2 separate regions of the Homo sapiens genome follow, and region 2 is linked to region 1. A link is a contact called in ENCODE Hi-C data. All regions are on one chromosome and are shown on one strand. Each heading gives the region's core, a stretch centred on a gene start or an enhancer-like site at or near the end of the contact. The rest is flanking DNA. Distances are from core to core; before and after follow the strand shown. Region 1 overlaps LOC102724465 (a long non-coding RNA gene). Region 2 overlaps LOC102724465 (a long non-coding RNA gene).

The links. Hi-C counts contacts between places; a loop is a spot of excess contacts on that map. Pooled maps may share reads with other maps.
Region 2: a loop to region 1 is called in a map of mammary epithelial cell, with 3 times the contacts of the local background. The contact joins two enhancer-like sites. A Hi-C loop is called at or near these places in 4 of 168 maps with a recorded cell type or tissue (aorta, ascending aorta, cardiac septum and 1 more) and 3 of 50 pooled maps.

What each region holds. Positions count from the first base shown.
Region 1 is chr15:87,475,791-87,480,383 of GRCh38, reverse strand. The region is part of intron 2 of LOC102724465 (a long non-coding RNA gene); the gene reads left to right. Among named protein-coding and RNA genes, the nearest start is that of LINC00052, 99 kb to the left of the region's middle. Within about 2 kb of position 2,428, at least 6 of the 41 ENCODE cell types and tissues checked have a DNase peak (open chromatin) inside an H3K27ac peak, as active enhancers do; they include mammary epithelial cell, where a contact is called at or near this core.
Region 2 is chr15:87,606,935-87,611,527 of GRCh38, reverse strand. The region is part of intron 1 of LOC102724465 (a long non-coding RNA gene); the gene reads left to right. Among named protein-coding and RNA genes, the nearest start is that of LINC00052, 32 kb to the right of the region's middle. Within about 2 kb of position 1,932, at least 3 of the 41 ENCODE cell types and tissues checked have a DNase peak (open chromatin) inside an H3K27ac peak, as active enhancers do; they include mammary epithelial cell, where a contact is called at or near this core.

The sequences.
Region 1 (4,593 bases), core at 1,179-3,678:
TTGGTGACATTGATAGATGAAAAAGACCAAGATTTTAGTACTTACCTACAGATGTGGTTAGCAAATGGGAGTTATGGTCATGCCAAATTATGTCCGTGTTCTAGCTGACCTCTGGCTGACCTCCTTTTAGATAACCCTAAGTCACTCTAATTACAAAATATTTTATTTTAACAAACCTTTATTGAGAACCAGCTACGTGTAGGCAATGCAGAGATGGAAGGCACTGACACATGAATGGGGTCCAGGAATAGGTTCAATGTGAGTAACAGCCTAGTAGGAAGCAGAATTCGGTTCAACTGAAAGATTTCAATGAAGGGATGACGTGCAGAGGAATTGGCAGGGTAAGAGAGTAAATACAGATAGGGTGGCATCTAAAAACATAGCACAGCAGGTGGCCTCACAAAAGCTGTGGTCATGGAAGGACACAGCATCTGCCACAGATGCTCAGCTACAGAAGGAGCAGGGCAGGCATAGCCGAAGCACTTCCCCTCTACTTACGTCTTCTTTCACCCTTCAGTCTCTTGCTGATGCATCCCATTGGCCAAACTCAACTTGAAACCATCTGCAAGGTGTATGCAGGCAACGGCTTTCTTGGCCCCAGAGTGGGTCAGAGAAAGAAGAGACTTGGGATGTGAGAGGTGGAATAAGTACAGGAGAACCTCTTCAGTCTCCCCGTTTTGCCATTCAGCATCTTTTCTTGCTTTTTATTAAGTAAAGAAACAGTTGCCCCCAAAACAGAGGAGAGAAAAAGTCTCACCAGCTACCATATTTTCATAGGATGATGTCAGTTCCCTCACATATCTCCCTGAAACTTGATGGACACTTCTGGAATTTTTTATTTAAGGTAGGAAGAACAGATGGGAAGAGTCAAGTAACATGAAACGTGCATGGTTTCTATAGTTATCACTTCTATGGCTAGTCCCAAGACCTATGTTAATTATCGTAGCTTTCCTCTGACACCAGCCATTCCTTACCTTCATCCTCTGCCATCAGTTCAAAATTCTTTGCTTGGGAGAATGATCCATGACTTCATGATGGAAGGATCTAAGTTCTCAGTTGTTCAGGATTGATTAGGTTGCCTTAGTTTTCTATTTATTATTAAACTTTGATGTACCAACAGAGAGCCCAGTGAATCTCCTGGGTTCCAGACCTCGTTCTCTTTGCTCCTATTAAATAATTGTGTAGCTCTCATTGGGTTTCTTTTATTGGTTTTATACACCTGGAAGCCACCTGAAAGCAAGCTTAAGAGATACAGTCAACCTTTTGGATCACAGAACAGAGCACAGGAGGGAGGAAAATGCAGAATATCCAGAACAAATGACCTCAGTGCTGGGATAAGATTGGCCTGGGTCATGATTCTGCAAAGGAGTCTGAGCTTAGATCTGGTTAGAAAGTCAAAGGTTCTATCTGAAGCAGAATCGAGTGTCAATCTAGGCAAGGACACAAGGGTTCAATGACTTTCGCTCTGTTGTGCCCAAGCTGCTGACCCCCACCTGTCAGACCTTTATATCAAGTTACCATTGTCTCACAACAAACTCATCATCATAAAAATAGCTTTATTTCTTAGACACCAACTATAATGCTACATCCTTTAATAAACTGTAATGGGCATGTACTAAGTATTCACACTTTGCAAAAGGCTTTCACATACCTTCCTGTAAGTTAATGTTTCAAATAAATCTGTCTGTGATTGTTTGATCAGCTTTTTAGATAAGGAACTGAGACTTAGGGAAATTAACTTTCCCTAAAAGAGAAAGTGAGTAAAAGGCAAAGAGAAGATTCAAATCCAATCTGATGTAAAAATGTATGTTTTTATTGCCTACTTTATGCTGCCTCCTGTAACTTCACTACAATCCTGCAGGGGGATTATTATTTGCATTTTATGGGCAGGGAAACAGACGGAGAGAAGTCCAGTAACTTTCCTAAGTCGCATAGCTAGTTAGGAGAAGAGGCTGGGGACCCACCCTACTCCAAAATCCATGTTCTTTGCATTCTATATAAGTTTAGCTTACACTGAAGAGCAAGTTAACAGAGATGGGGAGAGAAGTGAGTGAAGAAGCATTTGGCAGGGGCCAGTGGCACAGTAATGACTACATGGCAATAGCTTTGTGGAAAGCAACAGTACACCCAGTAAGGTAGGGTGGAGCCAGTAACAGATCCGGAAGAAGGAGCAGATGAGCTTGGGATAAGGAAGAGAGGTGTGAGAAGGTTTTGCACCCAGCTGAAGGTCACATTTCATTTGCCATAAACATAGCCTTTCTCGAATTCTAAATTCAGTGGCAGATGTTTTTTCAATACAAAAAGAAAGAAACATACATAAAACAAATCTCTTTTTAATCTACGCGTTTGCCTCCACTCTCTCCACACATACAAAAAGAGAAATAGAGCAGTGCAGTTCCTGTTGGTGAGTTACCATGGAGACAGCTTCCACATGATCTCCAGCCATGACTCACCACTGCAGGAGTCTCCAAACTTAATTATTTATTAATAGGCTTTTACCAGGGCAGCCTCCAGAGGTGGAACATCTTGTTTCCAAGGCTGGGACAGCGGTGAGAAATGGAGGCAGAAAACACTCTGCAATTACAAAGAATTAATTAGAACCTCTGTAAACGCACTGACAAACATGCCTTAGGAGAAACTGTGGTGGGATTCGAGGGTACTCAGGTGTCCGGGGGAGAAAAAGCGAAAGTGAGCAGTGGGTCTCCAACAATTCTTTCTCCTGTGACACTGAAAGAGTCCCTTGTACTGTTCCTTCCATGAACTAGTTATTCAAGTTGGATTAGTGACCTACAAATTCCAGGAAAAAATAATTTACACTAAAAAATATAAATATATGTGTATTTATAAATATACACATATAAATATGTGTGTGTGTGTATATACATATATTTTCAGTCTTTGTGTACCTCCCAAAGATAAGATAATCAAATTGACATAGGTAAACTAATTAATAAATGAGGTGCTTAGAAATGACATCAGTTATATTAGAGCAAGGTCTTGCTGGGAAGCATAAGTGATTCCTGAGATACCTATTTACATGATTGCACATGATTTTTTTCCTTTACACTTAAACCTAGTGAATGCAAATGGAATGGAAAAGGCAGGAAGGTGGTTGATTAACCAGTTAGTTAATTTATTGGTTCATTCTTTCATCCATTCAACTACAGAGCTATTTATTCATTCTTCTGCGCTTACCAGGAATCACTGATTTGAATATCACATGGTGCTTGACCCATGGATGGCTCAGTCTAGTAAGAGACATGAGACATGTACATAGGTCACTAAATTCATGGTAAGTGATTATTAATTATCTTAGGAGATGGATAGGTGGAAGGGAATAACAAATGGAAAGATAAACTTGTCACAATAAAGTCATAGAATGAATAGTGACACTTTGTGCCTGAGATGAAATTCATCACCCACCGATGTTCCTTCCAACTCGTAAGATCTCTCTGAATCTATGTCAAGTAGGCAACTCATTTTGATGTTGGGTTATGTGAATAGCACACAAAATCTTATCTCGGTTCCATTGTTGAGTTTTCTTATATTTATTGCTGTGTGGCGTATCTATCTGCCATAACGAAACTGTCAAGGATCTGACTGGGATAATTCAGTCTGTCCTTTACTGAGGTTTAAACTTCCACTCCAAGTTAGGGCATAATTATTTGGCAATTCGTTTTCTTACATATTTGAGTATGAAAAGAGACGTTCAGAGCACTCCATAGCATTTTAGAGCTAGAAAAACGTTGTAGGTTATAAAATGAATAAAAGCTACTGTCTCTTGGTTATTATATGCCAGGCGCTTTTCTTATATTAGCTTTAATCCCTAAAACACTGCAGGGTAAGCATGACCAGTCAAAATTTTTCATCAATGAGGAATTTAGGCTTGGAAATATTAATTAACAGGTCCAATATTCCAGAGTTAGTTAGGAAAGCTAGTTTGTGTTGAACCCTAAAGCCAGCATTTGTTTGACTGGACACTGATCCAATCTAGCTTCAGTTCCCTAGTTTCACAGGGAAATTAAGACTCAGAAATTTGAGACACCCTCATAGTCATTCCTGTTTACAAGGTTTTAATTAACGAGAAACAATTTGCTGAATTGTTATTTTTGCTAAAATTAATAACCAACATCAAAATTAACAGTAAGCCTTTAATTCTCATTGAAGTCAGGAATGCTACACGGATTCATGCAATCACAACTATTATTTAACATTGATCCGAAACTTTAGTAATGGAAATGAGAGATGGGAAAATTAGGTAGAGTTACAAGAAATAGAGAGGAGGGAAAGTTCATAATTAATTCTTTGATGAAATCAAATGGAACAATTAAAAATTCTAATAAAGCAAATATTAGAATTTAAAACACTGATTGGTTTCAAATTATATGTCCAAAAGCAACAGCTATGAAAATACAAGGGACCCAGAATAGCCAAAACAATTTTGAAAAAGAAGAACAAAGTGAGAGGAGTCAAACTTCCTGACTTAAAAATTTACATAGTGTTAGTAAATGTGTACTGGCATAAGAATAGTCACACAGATCAAAATAATGAAATGAAGAGTTTAGAAGTAAACTCATATTTCGACTCAACTGT
Region 2 (4,593 bases), core at 683-3,182, 130 kb before region 1:
CTCAAAGGATGACCTCAGGAAATGCATAGTCCTTCCAGGGTCCCTAAATCTCTTGATGGGACAATCAATAGTAGATTTCAATTCTCACTAAAAGTATTTTTCAGTTTGTCACTCAGTCATTTTCAAATGTTTAATGAGTGCCTACTATGTGTCAGGCTGTCATGGGCACTTGAATAGTTAAAAGAAGAGAAATCAAAATTAGTGCCAAATTACTCTGCAGCCATTAGACAGGAAGGGTTACAGAACGTATTTCCTTCTAAGCATTTTGGGGAAAAAAATACAGTTTCCACTAATTCTAACTACTCCTCTCCCTCACTCAAATGGTTCTACCACCACCACCATTTGAAATGTGTACAGTCTTATTTGGAGTGCAAGCAGTTGGAATATCAATCAATTAATACATCATTTGATCAGCAAATATTAATGTTCCATATGAAACAGCAACAACAAACAAGAGTATAAGGCAGGGAACTTGCCCTCAGGGAACTTCTACAAATTTCTGAGAGATGCAAGATAGAAAATTAGAAGAGATGTCACAAGGCAAGACATGTATATTTAGTGCCATGCCATCACTGGGTTGATTACCTCTTGGTTACTTTTAACTTGATTTCCCCAAGCTCTTATTACTTTACTCTTTCTGCTCCCCCACTTCCTCCTCCCTTCCTTTTGTGTCTGGCAGTATCATTGGCTCCTCCCCATTCTCCTGTTAATATTGAACCATAGTGTCTTTCTACCACCTTCCATTCTACTCATGTAGCTGTTAAAGGTACACATACATCTCAAAGCTGTGGTGACAAATATGAGAAAATGAAATTGAAGGGCTGATTTCAAAAGAAATGAAGGCCAGAATAACCCAGAGTAAAAAAAAGGTCGTAGCATTAGGTCATAGCAGCCAGAAGCAGCCCATGCAGGAAAAAAAATCGTTGGAGCGCAAGGGTGGTTGAAAAGAGAACTTGAAATAAGCATTTATATTTATCTTTGTTAACGGCCGGAGAGTGCAAGGGTTCTGGAGAGGGCCAGCACTATCACTGCAATGTACGGAAGCTGAGTCACCATTTCGGCATAGGGATCGTTTTTTAAAACTGATAAGGAAGGGTTTGTGAATGACTTCTGTTTCTGAATCAGAATTAGAAATTAGAAAGGGTGCATAGTTATTACTATTCACATGGTAATAGCAATCACATATGCGTGGTAATTAGGTTGTCAATTTGGCATTAGCAGGTAAGAAAAAGGGTAAACTTGCTGGGGTGCGTTAGACTACAGTTGGGGCAACAGAAGCTGAATGTAGAGTACAAATCATTCCTGTGCCTCACTAGGGATGCCCCTGCCAAAGGGGAAGGGAAGCCCGGGCCTGACAGGCATGGGATCCTGGGACAAGGGCCACTCAGTCAGGACCCATCACACACCAAGAAGGCTCATTCCCAATCTCTTTCTCTCACTCACTCTCTCTGGCTCAACAGTGACCCCTCTTTTCAAATATATGTCTTCTTCCTGTTCCACTCTACTCTCTATAGCCCGGTTTCCTTGGTCTCCTCTTATTTTTCTGCTCTCATTCCCAATCTCTTTCTCTCTCACTCACTGTCTCCGGCTTGGTAGTGATCCCTATTTTTAAAAATGTGTTAAATATATGTTTTGCTGCAGTTCCACTTTCCTTTCTATAGCCTGGTTCCCTTGGTCTCCTCTTATTTTTCTGCTCTCTTAAATCTTCAGTACACACAGGGCGTTGCTTTTCTTGGTGCTGACTGCAGCTCTAATTCTACATAACCCTTGGACTAGCATCTCTGCAACTGGGTGGGTCAATTCCCCAGTGATCCAATCACAAATCCCCAGACAAATTTGCAGAGTCACAGCTTATGGAAAATTTAGGCTCTGAAGTCTGCTTGTGAGACAAAAAGTAGACTTGGCAAATCTCTTTAGAAGCACTTCACTGGAAACTGACACATTGCTTCTTAGTGAGTCAGATCCAGCTGTGTTATCCTCTAGTATTGGGCTAGCATGATTTCCTGAGTATGAGATGAAATTGTTAGTTTCCCTTTAGTAGGCAAAGTTTATGAAACACGGGCATTGTAAACAGGAGCAGGACCCTTAGCTTGGTGAGATGCCTGTATTCTCAGAGGTGCTTAGAAAACAACACAGACTTGGGGGGGAACAGTGTGTTCATATCAGCTATATCTCCTTAATGAATGGGATGGTGCTAGGAATCTCCTATGCAACTACAATTATTTTTCTTTTTCTGTGTCTCCCTCCACCTTAATGTACACATTTGCATACCTTAATGTGATGTGAGTCCACTCTAATGGACTCCATTTACTCAGGAGTCTACCTTGTGGCTGAGCAAAATGAAGGTGAGCGCTCAGAGGCCTGGCAGATGATTCAGCAGTGAATCAAAAAGGAGAGGTTCACAGACAGGTTGGAAATGGGGAGCAGCACCCCACATAAACCTCTTAGAATGATGCCAGGAGAGTTTTTATTAGGGGATAATGAAGTCTGACTTTGTGGATACCAAGTGACTACTAGCAGATAGATTCTTCTAAGGGTGATGAGTTGGGGGTGGGGGTGAGTGATTATCCTAATTGTTCTTATTCTTAAAACAGACTAAGAACGCTTATACCTGGCCTCTTTTCCACTCTCAAAAGCCAGTTTCTCAGAATTCAAACTAATAACTGTGTGTAAGTTTAGATAAGTAGAAGTCTCATGTAAGGCTATTCAGCACAGCAACTGTGAATCCAGATGCTGAGGTTGGATAGACCTGACTGCCACATGCGCTGTAATTTTAGACAAATTGTTTAACCTTTCAAAGCCTCAGATTTTCCACTATAAAGTGGGCATTGTTAAGACTTACCATCCAGTGGTCTTGCAAGGATTAAGTGAGATAATGCACAATTCCTGGCACATCATACATGACAGTATGCATCAGAGTTCATAGAAACTAATTTGAGCCTTGGCGTCTGTGATGGTCTTTGGAAAATAAGGAAGAGGACAGGAGACAGGCAGATGGTTCAGGAGACCGGGCAGGACAACGTTTGTGATGTGCTTCTCTGTGCAGTTTCACTGGCCCTGTGCTCAGAAGGTCTTATCAGGCAGGACATGCCATAAGTTTAAAGGGCCGCCAGGGGCCCATCTGAGGCTAAACCTTTCTTTGTGCAAAGTTAATCCCTGACAGCATAGAAAAGCAATGAGAAAAAATTGCCAAAGGAAAAAAAATGTGACTTAGTGAGTGATGGAAATAGAAAGGGGTGGGGGGAAGTAAGAGAAAAGCAACAGCTCTCCAAGGACTCCAAGGAGGGAGCTGGAAAAGTGTGGTACATGAACAGACACTGGGAGGGCAAGAGAGGGCTTACCTGTTTAAATAAATCAGAGCTGGCATTTATTATAACGATTGCTAGAGACAATAAATACAAATCACAGATCAGGCCAGGTACGGTGGCTCATGCCTGTAATCCCAGCACTTTGGGAGGCCGAGGTGGGCGGATCACGAGGTCAGGAGTTTGAGACCAGCCTGGCCAACATGGTGAAACCCCATCTCTACTAAAAATACAAGAAGTAGCCAGGTGTGGTGGCGTGCACCTGTAATCCCAGCTACTCAGGAGGCTGAGGCAGGAGAATCGCTTGAACCCGGGAGGCGGAGGTTGCAGTGAGCCGAGATCGTACCACTGCAATCTAGCCTGGGTGACAGAACAAGACTCCGTCTCAAAAAAAAAATCAATCAATCAATCACAGACCAGCTATTATGGATGATATTACAAAGACTGTACTAATAGCAACTGCCTGTGGTACCTTTAGTGTCCTTGTCTTCTGCTCTTCCTTGCTATCCCTGGTGACCTGTTTGGAAGATTTGAATCAGCCTTTCAGGGGTTTTTCCTGAGTCTCCCATTTCTCTCGAGCACTCCCCTCCTACCTACACGTTTGTCTCCTAGCTTTCACTCCACCTCACCACTGCACACACCCTTGCACACAGAGACATACATGTTCACTCACACATACATGTGCCCACTCTCACTTTGGGCGCTTCTCAGATTCACTGTATTTACTTGGCGAGCTCTTTCTTCAACATGTTCATAGGAGGCCATTTGGCCTAAGATGTGTTTCCTTATACCAAATGCCATCTTCATCAAACCTGCATCTCTAATTCACCTTCACAGAAAATCTCTCAGGCCTCATCTATAGCAATCACCATTCACTTTTTCTACTCCCACAGCTGGGTGCTTCATAGTTACTGGAACTTAATAAATATGAAATAGTTGGAATAATTGACCCCTTATCACCATTTATCAGAAGCAGCTTTTCCTACCTCTCAGTCTTCCCTTAAAAGGAAGGGCCTGCCACTCAGGCCTTCCAGTTCTCTAAGCAAGAAAAGCAAAGTCCCTGGAGATGATAAACTGTTCCAAAAGCTTCAGCCCTCACATGCCTGCTTCCCTCTTTGTGAGTGTAGAGAAGAATGAGAAGCAGCCCATTAATTCAGCAGTAATACAGTGTTTTCCTTTGCAATGTCCTTGATTTTATTTTGTAGTGATTCTTCAACATCACAGGTTAAAGAGGTACGTTTGCTATGGGATGTCTCTAGGCAAATCGAGTGAGCAAAACTATTTAGTC